2 separate regions of the Homo sapiens genome follow, and region 1 is linked to region 2. Evidence: chromatin loops called from intact Hi-C (ENCODE). Cell type or tissue: heart left ventricle. All regions are shown on one strand. Each heading gives the region's core, and the rest is flanking DNA. Links, peaks and the distances in the headings are about the cores only.

Region 1 (16,393 bases), core at 2,832-10,831, 1.8 Mb after region 2:
CACAGGTTGCTACCAAGTCGTGATTTCAAAATAATCTAATTCTAATTAATGGGCTCCTGGAAAGGGGAAAGAAGGAGGCTTTGTTTGGGAACTTAATTAATGAAGTATTTCCAAACATCATGATAAATTATGACAAATGACATGACCACTACCCCCTTCTTAATATTTGTGATGAACAAGAATCTCATATGCTTTGATTTAAATGTAAGTCTGAAAATGCAAATCTTATTATGAATTGGAACTTGGGTGGCATAAACTTGAGTGAATGTTAGAGAAACAAATCTCAGGAACAGAATGAAATGGGCAAATAATATGCATGAATTTGCCCGGGGCTTGGGGAATGGAGGAGAAGAAGTGCAGTAGATTAAGGAAGCTTCAGATGGCAAATAGAAGTAAAACAATTTGAGGAAACTTTAAGCCCAAGTTGGAGAAAAAAAGGAAAGGACAGATTCAAGGAGTTACAATGTCATTTCTTATTTCTGGGAAGGGCCTAGAACACCAGCTATCAGAAGTGCTATTCGCTAGACAAAATCAATGGCTCATGGTTTCAGGGCTTATAGAGAATGTAATTTCAACAAAGAACTTGAGTAGTTACACTTGGTTCTCCCCCAAATGACTGTGATTCAAAGTCTGGCTCAACTGTGTGGCCACAGGAAGTAACCTAACTTCTCTGAGCTTCTGCTCCTCACTAATAAAACGGCATGTCACTCATTATTTCAAGGTATTTTTGAAGGTTAAAACTTATGTCTTTGTTATTATTACATATACTATGGACAATTTGGCACATACTAGTCATTTGCTAAGAGGCAGTTATGATGATGATGATGATTGATGATGATGATGATGATGATGACAGGGACAGGGCTAAGGTGTAGCAAGCCAACCTGAGTTCAGATAGGGTGGAACTGGGTTAGGCTGAGCCAACAACATTTACTAATCCCAGATGTTGTCACAAAGTAGACTTCGTCCTCCATACAAATGACTGAGGAGCAAGCACTAAGAAGTGGGCTGCTGCAGTGAAGTGCAGAGGAAACTTAGCAGTCCGAAGTTGAGGTAAAGCAAAGAGAAATGCTTCAGGCCTGCACACACTCTCAGGGGTGGCCAGTGATGATGAAGGGACAGCTTCCCCTGGGTGCGCATGGACAGTCTCAGCCCAGGAACCCGTCAATGTGTACGGGGAAAACTTTTCATTCTTGGCATTGTAAGATAAATGGCAGAAAATATATATATATAATTGCAGTACTGAATCATGGGGAAGGCAGGGAGTTTGGGAGGTAAATTCCTGGCTCCCTGATATGGTTTGGCTGTGTTCCTACTCAAATTTCATCTTGAATTGTAGTTCCCATAATCCCCATATGTCATGGGAGTGACTCAGTGGGAGGTAGTTTAATCATAGGGCAGTTACCTCCATGCTGTTCTCATGGTAGTGAGTGAGTTCTCTTGAGATCTGATGGTTTTATAAGGGACTTCGCCCCCTTTTGCTTATTCTTCTTCTCCTTGCTGCCACCATGTGAAGAAGGACATGTTTGCTTCCCCTTCTGCCATGATTGTAAGTTTCCTGAGGCCTCTCAGCCATGTTGAACTGTGAGTCAATTAAACCTCTTTCCTTTATAAATTACCCAGTCTCAGGTATGTCTTTATTAGCAGCTTGAGAAGGGACTAATACACTCCCTGAACATGTTAATGGTAACAGCAATCTAATACTTTCATTTTTGTTTTTTTTGTTTGTTTGTTTGTTTGTTTGTCTTTTTCCTTTTTCTGGAGAACGGGGTCTCGCTATATTGCCCAGGCAGATCTCGAACTCCTGGGCTCAAGCTATCCTCCAGCCTCTTGCCTCCCTGAGAGCTGGGATTACAGGTGTGAGCCACCGCGCCCAGCCGAAGCAATCTAATACTCTCATCCAGGGCACTTGGCTCAGGTCAGGCACCCTGGAATCAGAGCCTGAGGCAGGAATTCAGATGCACTTGACTTATTGAGGCTGTGCTCTCAGGAGAGCTCAGGCAAGGAGAAAGAGCTAAGCAAGGATGTGGTCCCAGATAAAGTCCAGCCTTGGCCAGTTTGAAGGGGAAATCAAACTCTCAGACATCTCCAACAGGGCGGCTCCCATGGGCCACCTTTTCCACAGAAGATCACTGGTGTGAGTTATCAGCCATGGCTAGGAATGGGTGCACCAGCTGGTAAGGGGATTTGGAAAGGGCATAAGCAATTTCTACTCCAACACTATTTTAGGTGCTTTATGTATATTAATTCATGATGCTCCTCTGAGGTTCTCCTTTGATTTATAGAGGAAGAAGCTGAAGCCCAGATACTCCAAGTAACTTGCTCTAAGTCATTCAGTGACAGAGCCAGGATTTGTACTGCAGCACTCTGGCTCTAGAACCCACACACCAGGCCACTGTACTGCCTTTTGAGATATTGTTATGGAGCAAAGCATGGTGGCTCATGCCTGTAATCCCAGCACTTTGGGAGGCACAAGGCAGAAGAATTGCTTGAGGCCAGGAGTTCAAGAGATATTGTTATGTGTTGAATGGTGTCTCCCACAAATAAATGTTGAAGTCTTAATCCCAAGTACCTCAGAATGTGACCAGTTGTATTTAGAAATAGGTTGTTATTAACTAAGTTAAGATGACGTCATACTAGAACAGGGTGGGCCCTTATATGAACATGGCTGGTGTCCTTCCCTATAAGAAGAAAAAGCACCCCTGGGCCTGGCATCAGGAGGGTGCTGAGGCTGTTGTCACCAAAGGGCATGTGCTGGGTTTCAGTTGGGTTGGGGACAAGGCTGCTTTTCTGAACAAATAAAGGAGCAGGATTTTTACAAATAGGGTCCAAGTGCTGTAGAGAATGGTGTGTGCAGGATGGTGGCTTCCCACAAGTCCATGTGGCCCCCATCTAGGTGCAGGGTGGGGGCCATGGGAGGAGGGAGAGCAGAACAAGACTGAGCCAGTGAGCAAAGGCCTGGAAGTAGAAAGTAAAGAGAGGAGGAAAGAGGGTGAAAAGAAATGCAGTGTCCAGGGAGGAGCCCTATTGGGGAACCTGCCCCGATAGTCACATAGCTTCTTTTCTATTTTCCTTAAGCATCGGTCAGCTTGAGAAATAAAGGGACAGAGTATAAAAGAGAGAAATTTTAAAGCTGGGCATCCGGGGGAGACATCACATGTCGGTAGGTTCCGTGATGCCCCACAAGCCACAAAACCAGCAAGTTTTTATTAGGGATTTTTAAAAGGGGAAGGAGTGTGTGAATAGGTATGGGTCACAGACATCAAGCACTTCACAAGGTAATAGAATATTACAAGGCAAGTGGAGGCAGGGCAAGATCACAGGACCACAGGACCAGGGCGAAATTAAAATTGCTAATGAAGTTTCGGGCACCATTGTCATTGATAACATCTTATCAGGAGACAGGGTTTTGAGATCAACCGGTCTGACCAAAATTTATTAGGTGGGAATTTCCTCTTCCTAATAAGCCTGGGAGCACTATGGGAGACTGGGGTCTATTTCACCCCTACAGTCTACAGACCAGAAAAGACGGCCACACCTAGGTGGGCCATTTATAGACCTATACCCCCAGGCGCATATTCTCTTTCCCAGGGATGTTCCTTGCTGAGATAAAGAATTCAGCGATATTTCTCCCATTTGCTTTTGAAAGAAGAGAAATATGGCTCTGTTCCACCCGGCTCACTGGCAGTCAGAGTTTAAGGTTATCTCTCTTATTCCCTGAACAATTGCTGTTATCCTGTTCTTTTTTCAAGGTGCCCAGATTTCATATTGCTCAAACACACATGCTGTACAATTTGTGCAGTTAATGCAATTATTGCAGGGTCCTGAGGCGACATACATCCTCCTCAGCTGACAGGATTAAGAGATTAAAGTAAAGACAGGCATAGGAAATCATAAGAGTATTGATTGGGGAAGTGATAAGTGTCCATGAAATCTTCACAATTTATGTTTAGAGATTGCAGTAAAGACAGGCATAAGAAATTATAAAAGTATTAATTTGGGGAACTAATAAATGTCCATGAAATCTTCACAATCCACATTCTTCTGCCATGGCTTCAGCCGGTCCCTCCATTTGGGGTCCCTGTCTTCCCGCAACAAAGCCCAAAGGCAGGCTGGAGGAAAAGATCAGAAATCACGGGGGAGGTGGAGTCAAGCTGAGAGGGAAGGTGGCTTGGGGGTGGGAGACAGAAAAGTGTAAGCCCAGGGAAGGGCAGGGGGGATGAGAGCAATAAGAACCATGAGGAAGCGTGGGGAGCAGACTAGAAAGCAAAGAAACCCACAGGAGAGAAAAGGGTTGAGGAAATGGGAGGGAGGTGAGCCCGTGGCGCTTCCACCTTCAGCCACAGGTACACTGGTGACTGCTTCCATATAGAGGTCACATGTCACAAAGGGCACACTGAGACTGTGGTGACCCAGATGAAGGAAGTGGGGCTATCACAGACTCCGGAACTGTCCTGTAGATATGACCCGGGTGTGTATTATAATGTACACATGGATTGTGTAACCTTTCTATGTAAGTAAAATGCATACAGACAGTCCTTGACTTATGATGCTTCAACTTAAGATTTCTCAACATTGAGGTGGGTCTTTTGGGAGGTAGCCCCATTGTAGGTAGAGGAGCTCCTTCTAAATCATGATAGGGTTACAATTTCTACTGAAAACACATCACTCCAGCACTGTCATAACATGGTAAAAGCATAAATGGAACCATTGAAAGTCGGGAACCATCTGCTCTGTTAGCAGCGTTAGGTGCATTTTTGACATATGACATTTTTGACTGATGATGGATTTATTAGGACATAAGTCCATTGTAAGTTGAGGAGCATATACATTAAGAATAAAACGGAGGAGTCACAGCCATTTCCCTCGCCAGGGTGAGAGTGCGAAGCCTAGTGATGGGTCCCCATGTGAGGCCCTTTGTTGTGCCATCAATGTGCCAAGAATGACCCACCTCTGGGCCTTGCGGGACATTCCCATGTCAGGACCACCTGCTGATCACAGCCTCCTCAGGCACCTAACCTGCATCAGGTCTGCGCTACCTGAGGGGAGAAATTGCCCCTATTTGTCCCACTGGCTTGCCATTTACCTAAAATGAACAACCACTGAAAGTGAGCATTGGGCCACTTAGGAAAATGAGGTTATAACCAGAGAGGCACAGACAGTGCTAACACAAAGTGGCTCCCAGAACAGGCCTTGGGAAGAGCTGGAAAGGCCATGGTCCTAGTTCTTGGAGTGACATTTGACTGTTGAAACTCTACTTCTTTTTGTTTGTTTTCAATTTTATTTTATTTCAGTAGTTTTGGGGGAACAGGTGGTTTTGGGTTACATGGATAAGTTCTTTGGTGGTGACTTCTGAGATTTTGATGCACCCATCACCAGAGCAGTGTACACTGTACCCACTGTGTAGTCAGTCTTTTATTCTTCACCCCTTTCCCTCCCTTCCCCTGAGTCCCCAAAGTCTATTATATCATTCTTACACCTTTGCATCCTCATAGCTTAACTCCCACTTATAAGTGAGAACATATGATATTTGGTTTCTGAACAATGGTCTCCAACTCCATCCAGGTTGCTGCAAATGCCAATATTTCATTCCTTATGATGGCTCCAAACTCTGTACTTCTGTTACCTGGATAAAAATGAAAAGTATATTGTAAACAAGGTCCACCCTATTCTAGTATGACCTCATCTTAACTTACCTAATTACAATCTATTTTTGTACCTTTTGGGTTGAGGTAAAAAAAAAAAAAAGAAGAAGAGAAAACACAGACACATAAGGGACAAACACCACATGAAGATGGAAGCAAAGACTGGAGTTAACACACCTGCAAGCCAAGGAACACCGAAGACTACCAGAAAACCACTGGAAGCTAGGAAGAGACAAGGAAGGATTTCTCCCCTACAGGTTTCAGAGGAAGAATGGCCCTGCTGATGCTTTGATTTTAGACTTCAGGCCACCAGAACTGGAGACAATAAATTTCTATTGTTTTCAGCCACCCAGCTTGTGGCACTTGGTGACAGCTGCCCTAGAAAACTAATATAGATAGTAGGAGAAGGGAATAAACATTGGGGAAGAAACAAGTCGCTATAAGTACTAATTTAAAGATCAAACTAATAATGTACTCAAAAGTACATTATAATCATAGGCAAGTGTTTCAAAAGGACATGTACATGAGGAATTCAGACATTTCTCAGGAAGACTTTAAGCTGTAGTGTTAAACTCAGGCTCAGAGTCATACTGGCTTGGGTGATAATTCTAGATAGGTCATTTTTTTTTTTTAGCAGCTATGTGGTCTTAAGGAAGTTCATTGACTTCTCTGCTCCTCAGTGTTCTCATTTGTGAAGCGGGGACAATGGTATTCCTCTGCTTAGAACTGTCAAGAAGATGATGTTAAATAACACATTTGACATTTGGCATAGGGCCTAGTACACAGCAAGCACTGGATAAATGCTGGCCTTTCTTTCTATTGCTACTTTGAAATACAGTCACTGTGGACTCCAAAAACCTGTGCTTACATCTCAGCTCTCCTCTTGGATACTTGCGTACTTCTAAGTCTAGTTTTCTCATCTTTAAATGGGATTGAGCTAAGGGGGTATTGGAAAGGTAAATCATCAAAACTATATGTGTAGGCTGGGTGCAGTGGCTCACACCTGTAATCCCAGCACTTTGGGAGGTCGAGGCGGGTGGATCACATGAGGCTAGGAATTCGAGACCAGCCTGGCCAACATGATGAAACCCCATCTCTACTAAAAATACAAAAATTAGCCAGATACGGTGACATGTTCCTGTAGTCCCAGCTACTCAGGAGGCTGAGGCAGGATGATTGCTTGAGCCCGAGAGGCAGAGGTTGCAATGAGCAGAGATTGCAGCACCACACTCCAGCCTGTACGACAGGACAAGACCCTGTCTCAAAAACAAAAAAAAAGACTATATGTGTGTGTATAGATAGATATTATTTATATATCTCCTTTAGGCATACAGTAATAGTGTCCTTTGTAAATATGACACATGTTGACAATGTTAGCTTATTATTTATTCTCCACTGGACTAAAGAGAACTAATTATATAGGCTGGTGAGAAGAAATATTTCCCTCTGAGATCCTGGAGGCCAGGACTTCTCAAACTTTCCTGGCTACACAATTCACCCAGGGAGATCATTGAAATGCACCATCTGATTCAACAGCTCTGGGGTGGAGCCTGACATTTTACATTTCTAAGAAGTCCCAGATGATGTCCATGCTGTAGGCTCAGAATTTACAGGGGCATGTAGCTGCCTCCGAAAACACCATGAGATTTACCAGGGAGATGGGGTTCACCTCTTAGCCAGTAGGGCTGTGCTCCTTCTGGGATTTAGCAAGATGATGTATCCTTGCTCTGGGAACAAAATCAGAGGCCTTTTATTGTAAGTATAAATTTTGTGTCTGAGCTGGCCGCCCCGGGGATAAACATCGTCAGAAGAGCTCTTGGGAAGTCCCTCTGGGGTGAGGTTGATGCCCTGTTTGTGCCCTGAGGGGTGCTGAATGCTTCCCAAAAGAGTCCCCTTGGTCTGAATTGCTTCAATCACTCCCAATGGCCTCGTCCCACAACACAGCCAATAGCAGGGCTGAAGAGTAAAAGCTTCATAAAGAAAAATGACGGAGGCTTATTGCCACCTACCGGATTAGGAAAGAAAAGGCTATAGTAAAAGATTTCATGGAGTCCAGCTCTATGAGAAGCACCAGAGATGGGGGGAGATCATAGAATTGCGCAGGACCCTGCAGGTCGTACATTCAACCTTATGGAGTTCAGCCCTGGAGCATAAACCATCCAGGCCTGATGCCATTCCTTCCTTCAGTCGCTTTGCCACTTCCTGGGAGAAGAATAACAGTTATAATTCATTGAGAGCTTCATGTGTGTATCTAGGGGCATTATTTGTATTGCCTCATTTAAACCTGGCAACCATTCTCAAATGAAAAACTATTATTATCACCCCTTTTTCAGAGGAAGAAACTGAGGCTTAGGAATTAAAGGAATTTGTTTAAGCTCACCCAGGTAGTAGGAAGGAGCCTGAATGTAAACCTGGGTCTATTAATATTTGCCTCCAAAGCCTAAACCATAATCCTAAGGGGAGGCACAGACCCAATCAGCCCTCCGCCATCTGGTTGTGTGGGACTGGGTCAATCCCTCAAGTGGGGAGTGGAGCTCCCTCTTCTATTCCCTTGCACGTTCCCTCATCATCCCTAAAACATAGCCTCAACCTGAGTTTTCAGAGCGACTCCAAAGTCTATGCTACTTCATGCTGACCAGCAAGTGAAGGAATTGTCAATTCTGGCCAGGCGCAGTGGTTCACACCTGTAAACCCAGTACTTTGGGAAGCCGAGGTGGGCAAATCATCTGAGGTCAGGAGTTCAAGACCAGCCTGGACAACATGATGAAACCCCATCTCTACTAAAAATACCAAAAAACAAAATTATGCAGGCATGGGGATGTGTGCCTGTAATTCCAGCTACTCAGGAGGCTGAGGCAGGAGAATTGCTTGAACCCGGGAAGCAGAGGCTGCATTGAGCCAAGATTGCACCATTGCACTCCAGCATAGGTGACAAGAGTGAAACTCCGTCTCAACAAAAAAAAAAAAAAGGAAAAAAAAATTGTCACTTCCATCTCCGTCTTAAAATGTATATCGTACTGTCTGAGTTTTTTTGGGCTGCTGCCACAAATTACTGCAAACTGGGTAGCTTAAAACAACAGAGACTTTTCCCAGTTCTGCAGGCTGGAAGTCTGAAAGCAGGTCGGCAGGGCCAGGCTCTCTCTGCAGGCTCTAGGAAGGATCCTTCCTCGTCTTGTCCTAACTCCTGGTGTTTGCAGCCAGTTTTTGGCATTCCTTGGCTTATAGATACTTCCCTCCAATGTCTGCCACCATCTCCACATGGACATCTTCCCCGTCTGTCTGGGTGTCTCTTCTCTTCTTATAAGGGTACCAGTCATGTTGGATTAAAGGCCCGCCCTACTCCAGTATAATCCCAATTTAGCCGGTTACATCTGCAATAACTCTAGTTCCAAAAAAGTTCATATTCTGAGGTTCTAGGAAGGACATAAATTGGGAGAGGATATTATTCAACCCAGAACATCCACCCCAAGGGTTTAAAGAGTAACCTCAAAAGTCCAACTGCCTAGGTTCAAATCTTGGCCACAGATCTAATTAGCTGTATTATTTTGGACAAGTTACCTAACCTCGTTAAACCTCAGCTTCGCCACCCATGAAATGGGTATAATAATAATTATCTCCACCTTATAGGGTTATTATCAAGATTAGAAGAGTTGATACCTATAAAGTAACTCCCAGAACCTGGCAGTAGGGTTCTTCTCCGGAGCCCAGTTGCCCAGGTTTCAAATCTTCGCTTTGCTTCTCACTGGCTGTGTAGTCTTGGGTAAGTTACTCAGCCCCTCCAGGTCACAGAGCACTCCTTTGTAAATTGAAGGATGTTGATGATGATGACAATGGCACCTACCCATGGAAAATGGGGTGGTTGTGAAAATTTAAAGAGTTAGAGCAGTGCTTGGTAATAATAAGCAATTGATAAATGTTGCCTAAATCAGCTACCTCAGAGCTCGGTAGAAGGGTTAAATGATACAGTCCAGGCCAAGCGCAGTGGCTCACACCTGTAATCCTAGCACTTTGGGAGAACCAGGTGGGCAGATCACTTGAGTTTAGCAGTTCGAGACCAGCCTAGCCAACATGGTGAAACCACATCTCTACTAAAAATACAAAAAAAAATTAGCCAGGCGTAGTGGCACATGCCCGTAATCCTAGCTACTTAGGAGGCTGAGGTTGGAGGATCGCCTGAACCTGGGAGGCAGAGGTTGCAGTGAGCCAAGATCACACCACTGCACTCCAGCCTGGGCAACAGAGTGAGACTGCGTTTCAAGAAAAAAAAAAAGATACAACCCATTTAGACTCTGAGTCTCTGTATGTGCTTGATAAATGTTGATTATTATTATTATTAATTTACACTAGGCTCATAGGAAGGAGAGAAGAGAGTAAGAGAGAAAGGGAAATTGCTTGAGGCTAAGGCCAGAGAGACTCCACAGGCAGGAAAATGGAAAGAGCCAGTATTCTCAGTTCTCCAATTTTAACTTCAAAGTAGGAACTATAAAGGTAACTGAGTTTACACCAGGTGACCTAACTGAGCCTCCAGACTGTTAAATCCCAGAGCAATATCTCTATTCCCTTCCCTCCCACACAAGCCCAAGATCCCTGCCATCTTCCTGCCTCCTGCTCTATCCCTTGGGTTCTCTCCCCGTCAGAGTTCACTGTGCAGTGATACAGTCTCTCCAGCTCCTCCCCTTCTTCGGGACTTTGCCATCGAGCCCACAGTTCCCTTCTTGCTTTAAGGATTTGATTCCTAATCACTGCAGGAAAAATGAAATAACAACAAAATAGGGAGGTGGCAAATGTTCCTTAACTTAGTACTTTATACCCGGCATAGTCCGTGGTCTGTTTCAGATTCCCTCTCTTAGGTGATACCTACACGTTTGATAGTTTCCTCCTCTCGTTCTTTCCTGAATACAGTACTCACTAAACCTCTGGCTATCTCAGACCCCAAGCCTTCCTACATGCAAATGCCTACTTTTGTAGTTTAGGAAGACTCATGTGGATAATTTGCATTCATTTATTTAAAACATATGTATCCAGCACTAACTAAGGGCAGATGCTGTGCCAGGCTCTGGGGATACGATAGTGAACACTGAGCTGTCTAGCATTTTGCTGTCCAATAAAGTAGCCACTAGCTACAAATTTAATTTTAAATTTAAAAGATTTAAAAATTGAATAAAGGTTAAATTTAGTTCTTCAGTTTCACTAGCCACATTTCAGGTACTCAAATGCTACGTGTGACCTGACTACTATGTTGGACAATGCAGCTATAGAACATTTCCATAAATGCAGAAAGTCCTATGGGAGGGCACCAGTCTAGAGAGGGAAAGAGATACTGAGCAGATACACAAATAAAGTAACTGCTTCTCTCAGCATCTCCAGAAAGGATGTCATCAATCTTAAAGGATCTCTGACCCACTTTGGAAAAGTCATGCCCAACGCCCCTCCTGGGCTGCCTCACACCATGGAACTAACTCAGAGAGGGAGGGTAAGGGGACCCGCATTTCTCAAATGCCCCTTCTCAACCTGGACTGTGGACCCACAGCAACACTGCAAGATTGAGGACTGTGACTCTGTGTTTTTACAGCCAAGGGAGCAGAGCTGAAAGCAGTTACTTTGGAGAGAAGTTTAGCCAAAATTACACTGATCCAGTAAAGAATGGAGCTGAGATTCTAACCTGAATTTGACTCAAAGTCTGGGCTGACTCGCAGCAGGGTAAGCTTATGGAGAGCTCTCTTCCGTGAAGCAGAAGGTGCTCAAGGGGAGAATCTTAGGGTGGCTCCAGAATCAGCCTAGGGCCCCAATGAGTCTGAGTGGTCCAATAGTCTCGTTTTTTGTCACCTTCAGAAGGTAACTCAGAGAGAGACAGAAACAGAATGTAGTTAAGTTTGAGATTCACAGCCTGGATCCCACTACTTATAGCTGTAAGGTGGCATCCGGCACAGAGCAAGCACTCATCGTCATCTGTTACATAAGGACTGGAGAGACGATCGAATGTGGAGGTCAAAGCTCTAACGTCAGAGGACCAGGTTGAAACCAGGCTTGACTCAGAGACTATCAGCTTTGTTACCTCAGGCAAGTTACTTACCCTCATTTGTAAATTAAGGATAACTGCCTATTTTCAAGGGTTATGGTAAGGATTAGATGAGATAATTTATGTAAAGCGCTTAGCATAGTAATTTACTAGGCGCATAGTAACTTCTTAATAACTATTAGCTATTAATACTGTTATTACAGCGCAGAGGGAGGGAGCGAGGCAACCAAGCCCCCACTGACAAACTGGAGTTTCAGGAATAGGCGGTGAGCGCCATCTAGTGGCCCCCACGCGCAGCAAATAGCACAGCCAAAGGAACCTGACTTAATTTTTTACTTAATCTTCCCAAGTAAGATTTTCTAGCCCCCAACTCAAAGTTGTGTCTAGTCTATAGAGGCTGATACAGGAGTAGAAGAGGCCGGGGGCGGTGCGGGGGAGTGGGGGAGGCTAAACTGAGAGGCAGATTTTGAAATCCTTCTCGGCCATCCCTAGTGAAATGCACAAAGCTGATACACTGCAGCTGTCAGGAAGTGTCCTGATGCCCTCGTAGTGTTAGGGACAGTTAACAGAGTTCAGAGAAATTAAGCTGCATCTTAGCTGCCTTTTGTTTTCCCACCGTATCATGGTCTTTTTCATCTTTCCCAGGGCACAACTTTCTCAATCCTGCAAAGCAGCATGGTGCCTGGGAAACAGCATCACATAACAGACCTGAGTTCAAGCCCCAACTCGGCTCTCCGCCAGCTCTGATTTTCGGGTAAGTCATTTAACCTCCCTAAACCTCAAGTTCCTCATCTAGAACATGAGTCTGTACTGCCCAGTGGGAAGAGTACTACCTTTGATGTCAGACAGAGCTGAGTTCGGATCCTGAGTGACAACTTGGCTTTTCTGAACTGCCAATTTCTCTTCTATCTGTTAGAATAATTAATTGGGAAGCAATGACACTAAGGCAACTCTAGCACTCTGAGTGTTGTTTCTTTGTTTTTTGAGACAGAGTCTCGCTCTGTCGCCCAGGCTGGAGTGCAGTGGCGTGATCTCGGCTCACTGCAAGCTCCGCCTCCCGGGTTCCCGCCATTCTCCTGCCTCAGCCTCCCGAGTAGCTGGGACTAAAGGCGCCCGCAACCACACCCGGCTAATTTTTTGTATTTTTAGTAGAGACGAGGTTTCACCCTAGCACTCTGAGTTTTTATGTAAGCAAACCAAAGCCCAACTCAGCCTGAATGGGTCAGATCCTAGGAAAACAAAACTTAAGCTTTACCAATCAGAAACTGACAAGTAACTCCTAACTAGGGGCTTTGCCAATCAGAAACCAACAACTGACCTCTAACTAGGGATCTTAAAACTACTGTTCCCTTTCAATCCAATATTTTCTTTGCCTTGCTTCTGCATATGCAGAACAAAAGTTTTCCCCTTGGGTCCCTTCAGTGGAGTCCTGAGCCACTTGCAGTTTGGTGCTGCCTAATTCACGCATCAATGTTTGTTTAAATAAAGCTGTTAAAATTTTAACGTGCCTAAGTTTATCTTTACCACATAAAAGGCAGCAAATAATTCCAACTTTGACAAGTTGTTAGGAAAATTATATGAACTAAGGGTTGAAACCATCTGACATACACAAGGCACTGAAAATATTATAGCTCTCTTCATTGGCTATTTCACAATTTTGTTGTGAAATGTGAGGTGTGAATGAAATGATGTGTGTGAAAGTTCTTACCACAATTCGTGGCACTTAGTAGAAGCTGTATGTTGTTAATGCTGTGGGAGGTCACCCAGATCCCCCTAAAACCTTCAGCAGAGTGTTGTCAGCTAAGTCCCCCTCTGGGTATTGTTCCCAACTGAAGACAGTAGCCTTGTCCTTACCAGTTGTGGCCCACAACCAAAGACTCATCAGTTGGTGGGTTTAAAGGCCCAATTTGATTGCCTCATTTGGGTCAACTCCACAGGGTCTTTCCAGCCTCAGGGCTGCAAAGGGATGACTGAGGCCTTTGTTTCAACTAAATGACACCCAGCTTCTCCCTCTGCCCATTCCTGCTTCCTTTACCTCCCAACAGATGTTGGTCCAGAGAACACTCTCAAATCAACTTCCTTCATTCAGATCTTCTCAGGGTTTGCCTCTGAAGGAATTGCCCTGAAACAGTTAAATGTTAGTTCTTCATTGCCCCCTCCTAAGTCCCTGCCTCTTTCTTCCCCCCTGTAAACCAAGGATATGGAACAATAATGCTTGTCTCCTGCCAGCTTCATTGAGCAAGAATAAAGACAACTGGGGGAATAGAATAATACCTAACACCTCAACTTCACTTTCCTCCTTCTTAAGTTGAGATTAATTACTACTGTGCTACTTATTCCCAACATTTTTCACACAAATCAATGAGTTATAGAGGTGAGAACACTTCAGGAAATGATTAAAATGATAAAATCTAAGGAATTGGGAAACTATTGAATTGACTGACAGCGAGTTAATAATTGTAATAGCCACAATGTATTGAGTACTTAGTATGAGCCAGGCACGGTGATAAATCCATGAAAATTATATAATTCCATTGTCACAAAAATCCTAAAGATAAATACAATTACTATCACCACTTTATACATGAAAAACTTGGACTTAGAGTATTAAATTATTTGCCCAAGGTCATGTAGTCATTAAATGGATGAGAGACAGGATTTTCTTCTAGGCAGCTGGACTCGGGAATCGGCACTCTTATCCACCAGATATGTGGCCAGTTTGAAGTAACAAGAAGGTGGGACTCTATTTCCTTGGTGATTAACCCTTCATTATACAATAATTCTGATTTTTAAAGACTATTACTTAGAGTTCTAGGAATTCTAGTAGAAATTCCAGGAAATCTGAGACTTCTGGGCAACATGTGAATTGATAGGTCAGAAGCCATCATTTTACTGGGACAATTGAATTTTTCTAATGATATAACAAGATGATCAGGCTAAGAGACTTCCCTTCAACTGCCTCTTATGCAGTTTTAAGTCATCCTGTTCAGACTTCATGGAGCCGTAGGGTTCTGGGGCAGGAAAAAGTCCCCATCACTCATTTGGAACTTAATAACTGGCACCTTCTCCTCCTAGTGAAAGAAGCACTTAACCACTTCTTTTTGGTTCTCCTAGAATCTTTCAACAGGGAGGCTAAAAACACAGACTGCTGACTTTCCAATTTTCCTGGGGCCAGGCCTAAGAAACGAGGGCGTTTCACACCAGGGAGTCATCATGGATGAAGTCGTAGCTGTGGAATGTTCTGAGAAATGAGGATACCTTGAATAATTAGAAGAATATGGCAGGTTATTTCCATTATCTATTGCAGCAAAATAAACTTTCCCAAAACTTGGAGGCCTAAAGCAGGGTCAATAACTACAGCCTGTGGACCAAATTCAGCTCGCCACTATTTTTGAAAACAAAGCAGCCATGCCAACTTATTTATGTATCATCTATGGCTGTATTCATGCTATAATGGCAAAATAATGGCAGAGTTCAGTAGTTGCGATACAGCAGGAGGGCAGGAAAGTGATGGGTAGAGAAGGGCGAGGTCCCTGGTGAGGGATCCACCCTCGGCCTGTGCCCAGGGACCTAAGTGAGAACAGGCACTCCTGTTTTCTCACCTGAATGTTGCATTTTCCAAGACCACCCTGACCCACCACACCCCCATCCTGCGCCCATATAAACCTGAGACCTTAGCGGGCACACACAGCGGTTGAATGTTGAGAGGAGCAGCAGAGACCAGCAGAGCAGCAACGGTAGAGCCACACGGCAGAGGAAGAGAGAAGAGGATGTCTGGACGCTGAGGGGAGTTTGGCCAGGGAAGTCGGAGAATAGTCCGGCCACTGGGTGGCTGAACTCCAGGGGAAGATTATCTACCCTGCCTCCCCATCTTCTGGCTCCCCATCTAACTCACTGAGAGCCACCTCCACCACTCAAAAAAGCCTTGCACTCATGCTTCAAGCCCACATGTGATCCGATTCTTTCAGGACACTGGGCAAGAGCTCGGGATACAAAAGGCTGTCACACTGGCCCTCTGCCCTTGCAGTAAGGCAGAGAGGGTCCATTGAGCTGATTAATACACAAAGCTGTCTGCAGATGGCAAAGCTAAAAGAGCTTTATAACATGGGGTTGGGTTGCAGGCACCCACCCCCTAGACACTACCAGGGGGCCGAGAGCCCAAAGCACTAGCCCTGGCCTCTGCACCTGCCCATCTGCATGCTTCCCTTAGGGGTTTGAGCTGCAGGGCAACCAAACAGGTGAGTCACACCCCTGTCACACATCCTGAGAGGGGCATCAGGGAACTCTCCCATTTCAGTTGCAACAAAAATTGAAGCCCAAAATATTTACTGTCTGGCCATTCATGGAAAAAGTTTACTGACCTCCAGCCTACAACAACGATTTGTTATAGCTCACAATTCTTTGGTTTGGCTGGGCTGTCCTGCTGCTGGTTTCTCCTGGGCTCTCAGGCAACTGAATTCAACTGTAGGGTGAGCCAGGGGGTGGGCTTTGCGAAGGAAGCTGGGGCAGCTGAGCCTCTCTCTCCCAGTGGGCTTTCATCTGCGTTTCCCCGTGCAGCTTTACAAGAGGACAAACCCCAGTACACAAATGCTTATCAAGTTTCTAATTGCTTCATGCTTGTTGATGTTCCATCGACCAAAGCAAGTCACCTGAGCAAGCCCAGGGTTAATGTGGAGGGTCATTACACAGGGTGCATAGACTGGCAGGTGTGATTCCTTGGGAGCCATCA
Region 2 (16,393 bases), core at 4,024-12,023:
ACATCAAAAACAGATAAAATATAATTGAATATCTACATTATGTAAAAAAGCTAGAGGATTTTTACAGGGATTAGAGAAAAGTTGGTGTTAAAATTTTCTTTGTTCCTTGACAGTTTTAAGTGGAAGAAAGATTGCTATTTCCTCTCTTTTTCAAGAAAGCTTTCATAATATGACCTTTTCTCTTGTTTACAGCCAAGCAATGAGTTTAATGGCTCACATTTTAGAACCTGACTTTAGAAAGAATTCCCCAGTTTATGAAATTCTGAATTCGTTCTCTTTCTTTCTCTGGTCTCCTTGAATGTTCTGTACCAGTCACTCTTTTTCCATCATGTCCCCCACTGACATCAATATGTTGAAAGATAATTTCCCTCCTCTGTTTTATATTTTTATAAGTAGACAAACAAGAATATTTGCTTCTCTGTTTATTCATGTGCTGGTAATAATTTGTATCGTCTCTGGCACTGCAGAGTACAACAACATTTATACAAACTGAAACTGCTAAGTTATTATCATAATTACTATTACTACTAATGATTATAAGTAAATTTAATTATTATAATAATGAGATACCTTTTACTGAGTACCAATTAAATTCTAATCTCTGTTCTAGATACTTTGTGGGCATTATTTTTCTTAATCTTTTTACAACACTACAAGGTAAGATATGGAAATACAGCTACAAAAGTAACCTTCCCAAAGGTATGTTACTAATGAGACATAACATATTGGGACATGCTACCCATAAAGTAAATTCTGCAAATGCTCCTTAATGTCACTTAAGATTTAGTGTTACAGAGAAGACTTTCATTTCTTTACTTTCCTCTGTGTCCTGTAACTGCAGTACAATCATGCACATGGCATCAGACATTTTAATAAGATTTAAGTAACTGTCAAAGTTAAATAGAGATCTGCCTCAACTTATGGATTCTGCCAAAGACCACAAAAATATGGTACTGATCATGTACTATATTAGGGACCCATTGGTTCAGAGAAGCACCTTTCAGAGGCCCCTTAGAGATACTAACATCACATCTTTCCACTGATAGAGTCGGCCCTATTATGGGAATGTGATTACTTGATTTGCATTTACAGAAGGCTTGCTCTGGACTGTCTATAATTATGTGAAGAAGCATTGGGTTCACATCCTACAAATAAAAGAAACCATGGCATAAAAGAACAGACATGGGCTTTGGAGTGAGTCAGAATTTGGGGCAAATAAATCCTTTGTTTGCCTTATCTGTAGTATGGGAATAATAATGTTACCTTGCTTATTTTGTGTGTATGTGTGTGTGTGTGTGTATGTGTGTTTGTATGTGAGAAGTATAAATAATCTAACATACCTAGCACAGTGCCTGGCACATAGAATACCTTTGCTGACTCTATGAGATAATTGATTATAACATTATATTTTCTTGGTGTGTGTTGGTAATATATTTTGCAGTATATCACAAAAGGAATTTCCTTAGTTCAATGCAAAGCTTCAACCACAAATTCTGATGCTTAAGGCTGTGGTAGAGGCCAATGAACTTGTGTTTGCTGTTTTGACCAATTGACATCCCTCTTTCCTTTCTAACTCTCCTAGAATCAAATTTTATGGCATGAAGCTTTAAAATGCAGGGAGCATGGATCTTGTCTTTCTTCTCACAAAGTCATAAAGCAGACTTCATCCATTCATTTTAAGGATAAAAAGAACCCACAACCTGAAGGACAAAACCCTGTTCTCTCCATGCACAGGGAAAGGCTGACTTTGCAGTACCGAAATACCTGGGTCAAGTGGTACCAGCCGTGCAGTTAGCAAAGCAGAATTGGACTCATCACTGACAGCTCAGCTCAGCTACATTAGTAAGAACAAGGCTTTTTACATCTTTTCTGATATGTTCTTGAACAAAATAAAGGTCACACAGAATGACACAGCCCCACATAGGTCAGATTCTGGCAGAGGAATCTTAATTCTTGTTAACTATCAAGTCAAAATTCCAAGGGGCCGCCTTTAAGACTGCAGCATTCCCTGTCCAAATACAGGAATTGCAGCAAATAGCTATGAGCAGAGAATCCTTCTAATACTCCCCACAGCAATGATTGTAGCGCTTGTTCCTGGTAGGTGCTTAATAAATATGCATCCTTTTATTAACAGTGAACAAAATGAGATTTTAGATAAAGAGCAATATTAACACCTCTTGCTGACATCTGAATTGTGTTTCTGCAACCACATATGGAAAGATGCACGTGACTATTGCTCCTTATATTCGGTATCATTTTGAAAGTTCTGAGTATAAGTGAAATGACATCTGAAAAGGGTACTTAGGCTGCTCCAGAAAAGGGTCTGATGAAGCCATGGTACATGAAATGAGCTAATTTACAGAAATACAGCTTTCAGAATATAGCTTTCTGTCTCCAATTTTATTTGGCACTCAGATTAGTTTTGGGATTTTTACCCCCTGTATAAAAATATAAATACACTGAATTAGTATGGTCTTCCTATTCTTAAACTAGTTGAACAGGAATGAGAGAATATATGTGAGCTACCTAGAGAAGTCCAATTTTGTGTCAAGGATTTTATTAAGTGCTTTATATAAAATTATTCATTCACTCATCACAGAATTGCTTATAACTGATTGTCCCTATTTTACAGATTAGACAGCTAAGGCTTCATGAGATTAGGTATCTGATCTCATTCTATTCAACTACAAAGCCTGTTCTCAATACCATATTCTCTTGCTGTCATAACTTCCAAGTCAGCTTTTTAATTCTGGTCTATCTCTCCACCAAATGCAGCTCACTGTGAAAATCACTGTATGCTGTGCTATTATTATAAATGTATATTTTATTTATATAATTCCCAAGTGTAACTCAAATTCTAATCAACAGCCTCATTGTGGACTGGAGTTATTTGGTGAGTGCAAACTTGCTAGTAGTCTGTGTATGTCCAAGTCTGGGGAAGTCAAGTTTTTCTTACATTTTCTGGATATCCAGAAAATGAGTTCAGGTCATTATACATTTTCTATTTTTCATGAAACTAAAATTATGCCTCATATAGATTGGCTAATAATTTATGCATGTATGCATGCACATGTACATACACACGACACATACACATATTCACAAGTAACTAAGAATGTACCACAAAAATTACTGAAAAGAGTTAGAGTCAACACATTTGGAAAACGCCAAAACTATAACAACATAAATGTTAATCACTAATCATTAAGAATAGACCAGTTCTGCTTAACACTTTAACTTGAAATTATATTGGAGGAATCATTTTATGTCTTGAACAATACATAAAGTCATCATTACTGTAACACATTACATTTCTACATAAGTGTATATTTGTAGATCCTTTTTTCTACAATATTTCATCATAGCCTTCACAACAACACTATGAGTTAAGAATAGTTATTTCCAAATTATATAGGAAGAAATCAAGGTTCCAAGACTTTGAATGACCTACCAACCATTAAGCAATACTTGCAATGTTTGACTGACATCTTCTGATTCTCAATCCAGAGGGTTTTTTTCTTCTAATTTTAACCCCAGCCTCCACCACTCCCCATTTTATCTGTGACTGCTGAGTAGTCCCAAATGGAGATGCAGATAATTGAGTGAGTTGGCTTAATTTATTGCAAAGCCCCTGCTCTATTCACACATCAATTAATCCATCTTTTATTTTGTAATTTATTGGGGTCCCTGAGAGGTTGTTCTGAAGTGATGGAGAACAGTACCAAGGACATACAAATAGCATTTGTCATCAGAGAGTGTATCTTCTTCTTCCAAGATCCTTCATTTTCTGTTGTAGGCTGATGCTCTTAGCCTATTCTTATTAGCCACAGTTTCAGCATCAGCTCAGCTCTTTGAGCTAACATACAGCTCTAGGCTGTTGTAATGACTCAGCAATCAAAATTTCAAGTTCAATCCACCTGATCCTTACCCACCTCCAGGGCCAGAGCTCCAAAAGCTCCTCTCTGCTCTTAAACTTCTTACTAGGTGATGTTCCTGGCTTTTTTTTTTTAAAGGTTCTCAGTAGCTGACTTTCCAGCTGTCAACCCTGTTTGTTACAGAGGGAAAGAGCTATTCATGTGTTAAGTACCCTGGGTCTTAAAAACACAGAAACACACTGGAGAATGTTGGGCCTCCTTGTCTGACTTTAGCAGAGTCCCAGAGAAAGGCCTGACAAATGGAGAAGAAACGGAATGTCCTTTATTCTCCCCAATAAACTCAGAGAAACCCTTCACCAATTCATTCTTTTAAAAATATAACTCTGCATATGTTGCTTCTAGGGAACTTTAGCCTTTTCTTTAGCAGCTGTGACAAGTTACTCCTACTGAAATGGAAAGCTCCCTACCCCCATTTACCTTTCTTTTCTGAATTCTCTAAGCAATGAAACAAACCCTGGTAAACGTCAAAACCCTCTCTACCACAAAATAAAACTGAAAAAGGCATGGATCTGGAGTTGGTTCTGATCAAAAGCTGTTTATCATTGCTCTGGCCTGAGCTGAAAATACAGATGCAAAGTTACAGTTGTGCAAACACCATCAGGAACCCTTGAGATATGGGAGAAATGCTTTGCACATTTCATAAGCTGTAATCAGAAAATCCTGAGTTGGCCCCCACTTCTATTACTAGCCTAAAATAAGTGATCATGAAAGTGTTGCTATCGCTAAAAGATTCACTCATTACAATTATTAAATCTTTAATACACAAAAACCAAGTTGGTATCTTTTGTTGTTGTTGTTGTTTTGTTTTGAGGTAGTATTGAGAATAATCTATGCAATTAATTTTTACCAACACCACACATCTAAATATACCAGTATTTGGTGAGAATATGAATGGGAAAACAGTCAACATTAAATAGCCTCAATGGAGAGAGGTACTAATTTGCCAAATTCCAGAACGACATTTTTAAAGGACCTCTCTCTATTCAGAACAGTCCTAACACTAAATAGATGACCTAAAATGCTGTCCTCTATACCTGGGACTAGTTGCCAAAAGAAACAGGTTAATAAAGGGCTGACCAACTTAAGGAATGCTGATTGTCCAGGCAGAGCTTGGAGAGCCTCCAATACCCTGCCATGACCCATTGGCACTTGGAGTATCAGGATCCTTCTCCTTACAACAGAAACTTCGTGTTTCTTATTCATATATTATTCTCACTTTCAGGTTTTATGAACCTCAGATTGTTTTTTCCATAAAGAAAATAAAATTTTGTTTAGGGTTTCTCCTAGGCTCAAGCCATTTAAAAATTAAAAAAAGAAAACAACAGACCTCCTTTCTAGATAAGAAAAATTTACCTGGACATTACGGGTAACAGATAAAAATATCATGATCATAAATCATTGACATGAAAGACATATTATAAATTATACTGACAGGAGTCTTCCCATGGTAATTTTTACCAAGAGCTCTGCCTGGAGTACCAGGTACAAGGTTGCTCCAGGGGTGGAGGAGGGGCAGCTTCTCACAGTTGTCCTCTTTTACCTACTTCTCTAAAATCATCATGCAAAAAATATTAGATAGATGAAAGGCTAGGATAGCCTAGGGTAATACCAGAGTATAATCTCTTCTTTAAGTTTTTTGTTTGTTTGTTTGTTTGCTTGTTTTCTTTTTGTAACTCCTTTTTTTAAAAACAAATATATATATATAATCAACGTTTTGAGTATGATGCCTGACATCTCTCAACTTGGGTGCTCTCATAAATCTTTGACCCAGGCAACGTAGCCTCTGAATAAATCTATTATGTTACAATTTGCATCTTCTTTCTATACATAGACATCAACAGCTGGAGAGAATCACTTAGGTATGCTCTTCTCTACCTAGTTAACACACCTGTCATCTCTTCCATGAACGTGTCCACAGTAACAGTTCAAGTTGGCTAACAGTCCATGAACTAACACTATTCTCTTAAGGATAAACCATCCACATGCACTGGCAGATGAAGAGTAAGATTCTGTTGCCTTCATGTGAGGTCTCAGCATTTTAGAAACCTATTTACAAGTGATTCTTACTCCTGGGGTGAAGCTAATTGATGCCAATGCAGAGATAAAAATACTAAAAGACACAGGAACACAGACGTTATCACAATGAAATGATATTTTGCTTTAATTAAATAACTTTGGGATTGAAACAGGTAAAATATTGTCTGCGTTTCACTTTGAAGGAAAAGCGTGGTGGGGGGGAGGGGGGCGGGTGAAGAAAGGCACAGTTAACTACCAGGAAACTAAAGAGACTGAGTTAGGCAAGATGTTTGACTAAAGTCACCTGAATTCCTCATGCCACTTGCTTTTACAGCCAAGAATAGACAATTAAGAGCAATTTTCAAGCACATTCCCTTCTCGGGGGACCATGTAGGGTAAGAGGATGTTCCAAAATGAGCGACACTAGTCTTAATCAGGGGACACTGCATTCCAAAAGGTTAATGAGATGCAATAGCGAGAGAATCAGTGCAAAAAGAGAGAGGTTCAAAATACTAAACAATTTCCACTTTGTTCTCATTTGCTCCAATTAAGAGCTGGTGAAGCAGCTTTTCTGTATTCCACGCATTCGCTACTCTCTAGAGCAGATATAACTATTCAAGAAGAAAAAAATAGAGCTATGGGGAGGGGGAAGTCTACTATTAAGTTATCGTGAAAGTCCGGATTACATCCCCACCTCCCCAGCCCCCAGTCTCTGAGCAGATACACTTTGCCTCTAACTCAGAGCCTCTGCCAGTCGCTTTTCTGATTAATGTTTTTCCTCAAATTTAGAGAGTATTGCAAGGCAGGAGAAAGGCGGAATTATTTTTTTCCATATTTCATATATTCAGAATTCCCTGTGAAAATGTTAGATAAACAAGAGAGGTACAAAAATGGTAAGAGGAATGGGGGGATGGTTATACAAATGGAAATAACCTCCTTGGCATAAAAAATAGCCCCAAAATGCCACACACTGAGTTCTTCTGAGCATTCCAATCTCTAAAAATGAGCATATAAACTGCATATACATTTCCGAAAACAAGCAGGAAAACACAAACATTGCAAGACAACAAGAACTGAGATCTGAGGAGTCCCGTGACTTACCTTCTTTATGGATCCTCAAAGTTCACCAAGGAAAATTTACAATCCTCTAGCTTGCCGTGCACTACTCTATTTTCTTTTCTTCTTTTTATTTTTTTTTAAGTCATATCGGAGAAAAATAATCAGTTTTCAAAGGTTCCATGTATCTGATCTTCCAGCACCAGCAAAAACGTGTCCAAGAGACTCCGCCAAAAAGTAAGCCAAAAACTCATCAAAGGCAAAAGCAGAAGGGGGAGTAGGGAAGCAAGGAGGTGGCGAAAGGCGGGGGGTGGGGGCTACAGACAGTGAGCCCAAGTGCCTAGAGAATATTGTCACGTTGTTGAAATCTCCTACTGTACGAAATACCTGCTTTGGTTGTCACACTAACACATACACACACACGGACACTCACACATTCTCTTTCATGCAAAGCAGGCACCCACACTCACAAACACACACAAACACACGCACTCACACAAACCAGTGTAATGAAAACTGTCAGTAGTAACCTCCAAGAGCTGCTGTGTGCTGCAGATGGTACGGCTCGCTGTTACCTTCCCAGATCTGTGAAGGATCAAATGAACATCCAAAATCAGGGGGGCCCCAGGACTAGGTAGATTCCGGATCCCTCTCCCCCAGGCAGATGCATCAAGCCAGTAGCAGGTCAATCAGCAGAGGTGTCTGCTTGCAGGGTGCCCCGGATTATGGCAAGGTTATTAATCTCGAAGTGCTGCATCCCCCCACCCCCAACATTCGGCAGCCTGCATTGAGATGATTGCCAGAGCTGTGTCTGTCCCTGTTCTACTGCATTTGCTCAGCCCTCTGATGCTGCAAGTGAGACACGGTGGAGGCAAGAATACTAATAAGGTGGTTAGCTACAGTTTCTTCAAGGCAGTCGGCATGCAGTACAGTAAATGTGTACTTCCCAGTGCTCCGTGTGTGAGCCTGCGTGTCTGCAGGGAGGGCAGTGAATCCATCTCCGGCCAGAAGACGAAATGTTTTGTATCCTGCCTGGGAGAACTATATCATCATCGGAATCATCACTGTCCTGCAACGGCGTTGTCTGTGACAGTATTTTGCTTGGGATAAAGAAGGGGGGTTAATGGTTTAGAAGCCTAGAACTGGCATTTAAAAGAGAAAAAAAAAAAATGTCTGGGGAGACAAATTAGCTTTATAAATAGGATCCAAGGAGACCGAGGAAAATTTTAACATGCTGCTTCCCTGGCTGTTAAATGGAAATACAAAGCAATTTCAAAAACCAGCTCCAGACTATAAAGCTTGGAGCTGGCAACAAGTATCTGAATTTGACTGATGGGACTATAGATAAATGGATTCCTGGTAATATAAAAAGTTTGCTCATGCATTCTGCTTCACAGCCATGGATCCGATGTATATAGCAATTTAGGTACAGTTCATTCATTTTTAAACATGAATTTAGACTTGACACCTGCACAGTTTTACTTTAATGTACACTTTTAAATCACATAGCTATGAAATTGTAGAGAACATCTGTGTGGGACAGTGTCACTAGAGGGATTGGTTGACAATTGTCCATCGTAAGCATTATAATATATAACATTTTTGCCTGAAACGAGCTTAAAGTTTTCAGAAAAAAAGTATACATCTCTTTTAGTACCAAGCAATGAAATTAAAATACATGTGTAATATGCTAAATAAGTTATCAGCCTCTAGAGGGCTAAATTTTCTGCTTCTATGATTCAGTTTCATATTAAAATACCTTTTCATTAGTTCAGAACACTCACTATATTCTTTAAGTTGAATTAAATTGCTATTATCTGGAAAAGTATTGGACAGTTGGAGAAGGTAGATAAAGGTGAGTTATAGTGCAGTGTAATACCAGGTATTGCCAGCAGATGTCACAAAAGAAAACACAGGTAAAATAATTCTTCCAAGAACGGCAAGAATTTAATCTTATTTAGTAAACACAGATCTTAATAAAATTGATGGGACTAATATGAAAAAATTGAATTTTTACAAAATTTTAAGGTGCAAAGAAGAACTTAGAGAATAACTTACATTTTATATTTTTCCAAATATCCCTCTCAAATCACCATTTTTCATAACTCTGGTAGATTTTCTATGATTAATATTGGAAAAAACACTGTGCCACTAACTAAGATTAGACTTGCATATAATACTATTTCTATTAGTGATTTTATTTTGTTCTATAAAGTATAGCATCAACATATTGTATGTAATATAGCAGCTACTAGATTAAACTACAAAACAGTTTGTAAATTGGATGAATACAATTAGTCTATAAAAATTAGTTTGAAAGAATTATTCATGTTTAGGAGTCAAACATTAAAAAAGGCAACACATATGTAGAATGTACAAAGACTCTTGACTGGTCTTTATCAATTCTATTTATGTTAATGTGTGAAATGTTTAAAAGACTCTAGCATGTCATCTTAGCCTTCAGTTACTTAAATATAACTAATGGGTACATACCACCTCGCAGCACTAATTGGCAAAATTGTCAGTAAAATGTAGTGTTAAAAACTGGCCTTTGGAATTTAGATAGATCTAGGTTCAAATTTTAATTTTTCCTTATATAGGGTGATTAGTCTCTACAAGTCATACATCTTTGTCTTTTATTGGGGTGGGGGTGCACTTTGTCTCTCTCTCTTTTTTTTTATATTTTTAATTTTAAAAAAATGTCTTTGAAATCAGGTTGCTATGTCACTTGAAAGCAGGACACTAATATGTACCCAGTAGGATTATTGTTAAGACTGGAATGAATTAATATTTATTATGTGCTTACCATATCTCCTGACACATAGTAAGTGATCTATCAGTGCTACAAATGTCTTATAAATAAAGTAGATACTTGATTTGTACTATGTGTCTGGCTTTGTGGACCACCAAGTTAAAGAAGATAAATGATTTAATCAATCCTTTCGGTGTTGAAGATGTGTTTTTAAATTTATTTTTACAAAGAGTTGGTTTGATCTTGTTTTTGTAAACCTATAGTTATGTAACATTTGCCACTTTTTAAAAGTTTATTATATGCATCCCAGTCAGCCCTCTGTATCCATGGTCCCACATTCATAAAATATTTTTTAAAAATAACGATGCAATAATAAAAAGAATACAAATTTTAAAAAGCAATATAACAAGTATTTACATAGTATTTACATTGTATTAGGCATTATAAGTTATGTAGAGATGATTTATGAAGGATGTGCATAAGTTATATGCAAATACTACACCATTTGATATAAGGTATTTGAGCAATCATGGATTTTGATACACAGAGGGGTCCTGGAACCAATTCCCCATGAATACCTAGGAATGACTGTATATGCATTCTTGCTTTATATATGTGTCCTAAGACTCAACAGGAAAGGGAAATCACTTTCTTGATTGTATGATATCTTGACTCAAACAGGATATTTGGAAGGAAGTTTAATAGCAAACACTCCTTCCTCACCAAGACTTACTTTGAAGCCAATAGTGTCACCAAACACTAAGGTATTGGTATTTAAAAAAGACCTCTGTGCTTATTTTATGTCCCCCCAAATTTATATGTTGAAGCCCTAATCCCTAATGCTATGATATTTGGAAGTGGGGTGATGAGATTCAAGAAAAACTATTCCAAAATATGTCACTTCGACATTTAAGAAAATGACAGAAGCAGAAAGGTCACTCTCGCTTTCCTCTTCCCTTCTCCCCTGAAACTGGCCATAAAATCTAGCTAGTCTTACTAAAGTAAGGTCATAAAACCTTTGTTTCAGCAGGGCCCTCCCCATACGCTGAAAAAAGAGAAATTCTTGTCCTTGCAAACACAGAGATGCCAAGAAGAATCTGAACAAATGGGCCTCACTAAGTTCTCTCCAATTTATTACCTTTAAATCTTACCATTTTCTCTAATTGTTCTTCTATATGACTGTATACCATTCATCAAATATAAGCATAAATATACATAAATTTCCGTCTATTTGGGTCTTCATTTCTGAAGGATCCCATGTCACCTGAAACGTATTAAATACATTTGTATGTTTTCATCTTGTTAATCTTTTATTTGATATAAGGACCTCAGCCATAAACTTTGTGATGAGGGGGGAAAAGATACTACTTTTTCTTTCCTACAAGGGCCTTTGGGAGTTAATTAGGTCATGAGGGTGGAGCCCTCTTAAGTAGGATTAGTGCCCTCTTAATAAGAGATGTGAGAGAGAAAATCTCTCTCTTTGCCATGTTAGAATGCAACAAGAAGGTGTCAATTCATAAACCAGGAAGAGAACCTGGTTTTTCATTTGGCCTCTTGTTTATACCATGGTTTATTTATAAGTGTGTTATTTAATTTCCAAATATTTGGGAATTTTCCATTTATCTTTCTGTTATGGATTTCTCATATTAATTCCATTGTGATCAGAGATCACTCTTTGTATGAATTGATTTCTGTTAAATTTATTAAGATTTGCCTTGTGACCCAAAATATGGCATAACTTGGTAAATGTTCCTTGTGGTCTTAAATATAATGTATGTTCCGCTGTGGTTAAGTGAAGCAGTCTATAAATGTCAATTACAACAAGTTGGTGGGTAATGTGGTTTAGTGTCTCTATACTCTTAAATGATTTTCTATCACTATATTATCAAAATCCTTCACTGTAATTGTAGATTTATCAGTTTTACCTGGTTTTGAAGCTCTGTTACTAGACACATATATGTTGAGGATTAAATACTCATTATGAAATCATTATGAAATGACCTTCTTTTTCACCAGTAATTTTTTTAACAAAATTTACTTTATCTGGCATTGATTCAGCCACATCAATTTTTTTTGGATTACTAGTAGCAGCCTATCTCTTTTTGCATCTTTTTACTTTCAACCTATGTGCACCTTTATTTAAAGTTTCTTTTGATCAATGTATAGTTATGTCTTACTTTTTTACACAATATTACAATACCTGATAATTAGGAATGATTAGATCATTTGAGTTTGTTGTAATTACTGATAAAGCTGGATTGAAATCTGCTGTCCAGCCACTTCTGCTTATGTGTTTGACCTACCCTTTGTTTACTTCTTTTTCTACTTTTGTTAGGATTGAATATTTTTAAAATGTCATTTCATCTCATTCATTGGTTTATTTGGTGGTTTCCTTCCTTCCTTCCTTCTTTTTTTTTTTTTTTTTTTTTTTTTTTTTGACATACTCCCAGGCTGGAGTGCAGTGGCATTATCTCAGCTCACGGCAACCTTTTACCTCCTGAGTTCAAGTAATTCTTGTGCCTCAGCCACCCAAGTAGCTGAAATTACAGGCCATCAAACCCGGCTAATTTTTGTATTTTTAGTAGAGACAGGGTTTTACCATGTTGGCCAAGCTGGTCTCGAACGCTTGACCTCAAGTGATCCACCCGCCTCGGCCTCCCAAAGTGCTGGGATTACAGGAGTGAGTCACCGCATCAGGCCTATTCTTTTCTTTCTTTAGGGGGGAAGGTTGCTGTAGGATTTACAGTATATACCTTTAAGTTATAGCCTACCTTCCAGTAATATAATACCATTTCATGTAGAATGTAAGTATGCAACAATATTTATCAAGTTCCCCTCTTCCAGACTTTGTGTATTATTGTCATATGTCTTACTTCCACATTTGTTATGAACCCAATAGTATATTGATATTATTTTTCTTTAGTCGTATGCCTTACTTCCACATTTGTTATGAACCCAATAATATATTGATATTATTTCTCTTTAGTCAATTGACCTTTTAAGATGACTTAAAAATAAGAAAAAGAATTGATATTTACTGACATATCATTATTACAATTCCCTATGTTCTTCATTCATAGCTATACATATAGATTCCATCTGTTATCATGTTTCTTCTAGCTGAAGGACCTCCTTTAACATACTTTGGAACTGCTGGTGATGAATTTTTTCAGCTTTTGTGTGTCTGAAAAAGTTTTGGTCCATTGTCTTCTTGCTTCCATTATTAAAAAAAAAAAAAAGGCTGGGTGCAGCGTAATCCCAACACTTTGGGATCCTGAGGCAGGTGGATCACGAGGTCAGGAGTTTGAGACTAGCTTGGCAAACATGGTGAAACTCCGACTCTATCTGCTACTGTTCCTCTGTACATAATGGTTCTTTTTACACTGAGGATGTTTTGATTTTTTTTCTTTTTCTCTGCATTTTTTAAGTAATTTAATGATGCTTTCTGCAGGTTTATATTACTTAGATTTTAATGAGCTTCCTGAATCTTTGAGTTTATAATTTCTATCAACATTTAAAAAAATTTAGACATTATTTCTTCATATCATTTACCTGTCCCTATTCCGTGTTTTTGATGACTGCAATTTACATGCATAGTAGGCAGCTTATTACTTAATGTTGTCTTACATCTCACTGATAATCTCTTGTCTTTTTCATGTCTTTTTCTGTTTCATTTTAGATATTTTCTATTGCTAAATCTTTAAATACATTTATCTTTTCTGTGGTATTAACAAATATGCTATTGATTTCATTGTGCATATTTTAAAACTCAATTTTTTGTTTGTTTGTTTTTTGAGACGGAGTCTGTCACCCAGGCTGGAGTGCAATGGCAAGATCTCCGCGCACTGCAACCTCCGCCTCCTGGGTTCAAGGGATTCTCCTGCCTCAGACTCCTGAGTAGCTGGGATTACAGGTATGTGCCACCTCGCCCAGCTAATTTTGTATTTTTAGTAGAGACAGGGTTTCTCCATGTTGGTCAGGCTGGTCTTGAACTCCCGACCTCAGGTGATCTGCCTGCCTTGGCCTCCCAAAGTGCTGGGATTACAGGCATGAGCCACAACGCCTGGCTAAATCTCAAATATTACAGTTTTCATCTACAGGAGATTATTTTGGATCTTTAAGTCTTCCATTCCTCTCTTTAACTTATTTAAGTTTTCATCTTCTTTCTTGAAAACACAAAACATATTTATATAGTTTAATGTTCTTCTCTACTAAATCTTTCATCTCCATTATTTCTCAATTGGTTGTAGTTAATTATCTTTCCCTGTCACTGTGGGTTATAAATTATTATTTCTAAGCATGTCTGATAATTCTTGTTGTATGTCAACAATTTTTAATTTTGTTATTGGATGCCGAATTTTTTTTTTTTTTTTTTTTTGAGATGGAGTCTCACTCTATCACCCAGGCTGGAATGCAGTGGTGCAATCTCAGCTTACTGCAACCTCCACCTCCCTGGTTCAAGCAATCCCCCGCCTCAGCCTCCCAAGTAGCTGGGATTACAGGTGCATGCCACCATGTTCGGATAATTTTTTTTTTTTTTTTGTATTTTTAGTAGAGACGGGGTTTCACCATGTTGGCCAGATCAAAATATGATTATTAGAGTTTGTTCTAGAACACAGTTATTTGGAAGAACTTTGAGCTTTCTAATTGTTTGAATTCAAGCTTTGTTAGGCAAGACCAGAGAAGCCTTAGTCTAAGGCTAATGTTCCCCCACTACTGAGGCAATGCCCCGCTGCATATTCTACCTGATGCTCATGTCTTATGAAGTTTTTCCTCTCTGACTGGTGGGAACATAAAATATTTCTGGCTTCTTGTGATCTTTTGGAATTGTTCCTCTTGCTTTCTTAGGTAGTTATTTCCCCAGTACTGGTAGTTTCCTCTCCCTCATCCTCTGATTAGTCCTCTGATGAAGACTAACATGAAGACTAATTCTGCAGATCATAAGAGCTTTCTCACTCCACAGTGTACTCCTTTTGGTACTCTGTCCTATGAACTCTAGCTGGATGGGCCACAACAGACTCCAGCCTCTATTGCTTCCACTCAGGGAGACTCTGGGACCCACCTAAGGTCTCCCTCCTTACCATACAGCCTGGAAACTGTCTCCAACAGTAAACTGGGGCAATCACAGGGCTTACCTCATTTGTTTCCCTAACCTCAGGGTTTAGTATTCAATGCTGACTTTTGTCCAGTGGAATTGCACTTTCAAACACTTTGTTCAATTTGTTGTAGTTTTTTAAAGGGTGAGAATGGGTCTGTTCCCTGTTATTCTGGTTTGGTTGGAAACAGAAGTCTCTAGTTATCCATTCAAACAAAAATTGATATCACAACCGAATTTATTGTTTGTTTATTTATTTTTGAGACTGCATCTCACTCTGTTGCCCAGGCTGGAGTGCAGGGGCATGATCCCAGTTCACTTCAGACTCCACTTCCTGGGCTCAGGTGATACTCCCATCTCAACCTCCTGAGTAGCTTGGACTACAGGTGTGCACCACCACATCTGGCTAGTATTTGTTTTTTTGTTTGTTTTTTTTTTCTTGTAGAGATGGGGTTTTACTATGTTGCCCAGGTTGATCTCTAACTCTTGGGCTCAAGCAATCTGCCAGCCTTGGCCTCCCAAAGTGTTAGGATTATAAGCGTGAACCACCGTGCCCAGCCCACAATCTATTTTATACAAGTTACAATTCATTTAGCTGGAGCACAGTGTTGAAACAAACAGACCACATTTTTACAATCATGTGGTCTCCATTCTAGTGGAGTCTTATAGTTAGTAAATCAGATAAGCAAATATGCATAAAAATATCTTAGGGGGTTTAAGAGTTGTGAATAAAATAGAAGATGTTACATGATTGATATGGTTTGGCTGTGTCCCCACCCAAATCTCGAATTGTAGTCCCATAATTCCTCTCTGTCGTGAAAGAGTGGTTTATTACCTGGTGGGAGGTAATAAAATCATGGGGGCGGGTCTTTCCCATTCTCTTCTTGTGGTAGTGGATAAGTCTCATGAGATCTGATGGTTTTATAAAGGGAAGTTCCCCTGCACATGCTCTCTCTCTTGCCTGCTACCATGTAAGATGTGACTTTGATCCTCACTAACCTTCTGCCATGATTGTGAGGCCTCCCCAACCATGAGGAACTGTGAGTCAATCCAAACCCTTTCCCTTATAAATACCCAGTCTGGGGTATGTCTTTATTAGCAACGTGCGAACAGACTAATACAGTGATAGAGAATAACAGAATAGTCTATTTTAGTTAGGTTGATTAACAAATCTCTCAAGGGTTGGCATATGAATATCTATGATGAAAAACTAGCCATGAAAAGACCTGGAATAAGTACATTTGAGGCAGAGGGAAGTGCAAACATGAAGGACTGAAGTCAGAAACAAAGCTTTTCCCACCAAGAAGGAGGATTTGATGCTAGATAGTAGTCTTCTATACATTTCTGTCTCCATTATGTGGTATGGAGAGGCAAAATATAAAAGCTCAGTAACATGGTTTATTGTTAATCATGGATGAAAGTCCAAAGCAAACATTTGACACTATAGAGATTACTTTTAATAACTCCACCAACTTAACATGAGGCTAGAAAACTGAATAAAGTTTTTAAAATCCTTTTCTGTTATAATCAGTCAGGGTA

What was found. Hi-C counts contacts between places; a loop is a spot of excess contacts. Peaks named below come from ENCODE experiments on the same cell type or tissue, not always from the same donor. Only the 100,000 strongest peaks of a DNase experiment are listed, where the experiment ranks them.
Region 1: it touches region 2 in a loop (17-fold over the local background); 29 of 110 quality-filtered maps call a loop at or near these places.

What each region holds. Positions count from the first base shown.
Region 1 is chr11:43,271,184-43,287,576 of GRCh38, forward strand. No RefSeq gene overlaps it. Among named protein-coding and RNA genes, the nearest start is that of API5, 33 kb to the right of the region's middle. In heart left ventricle, for the core only: a CTCF peak has its summit at 7,646 (motif pointing left); no DNase peak of the experiment used is centred there; H3K27me3 peaks cover 766 bases.
Region 2 is chr11:41,452,379-41,468,771 of GRCh38, forward strand. LRRC4C (leucine rich repeat containing 4C) reads right to left here and starts at 7,274. Exons shown (of 7, transcript NM_001258419.2): 1 at 7,053-7,274. In heart left ventricle, for the core only: a CTCF peak has its summit at 8,888 (motif pointing right); no DNase peak of the experiment used is centred there; H3K27me3 peaks cover 3,041 bases.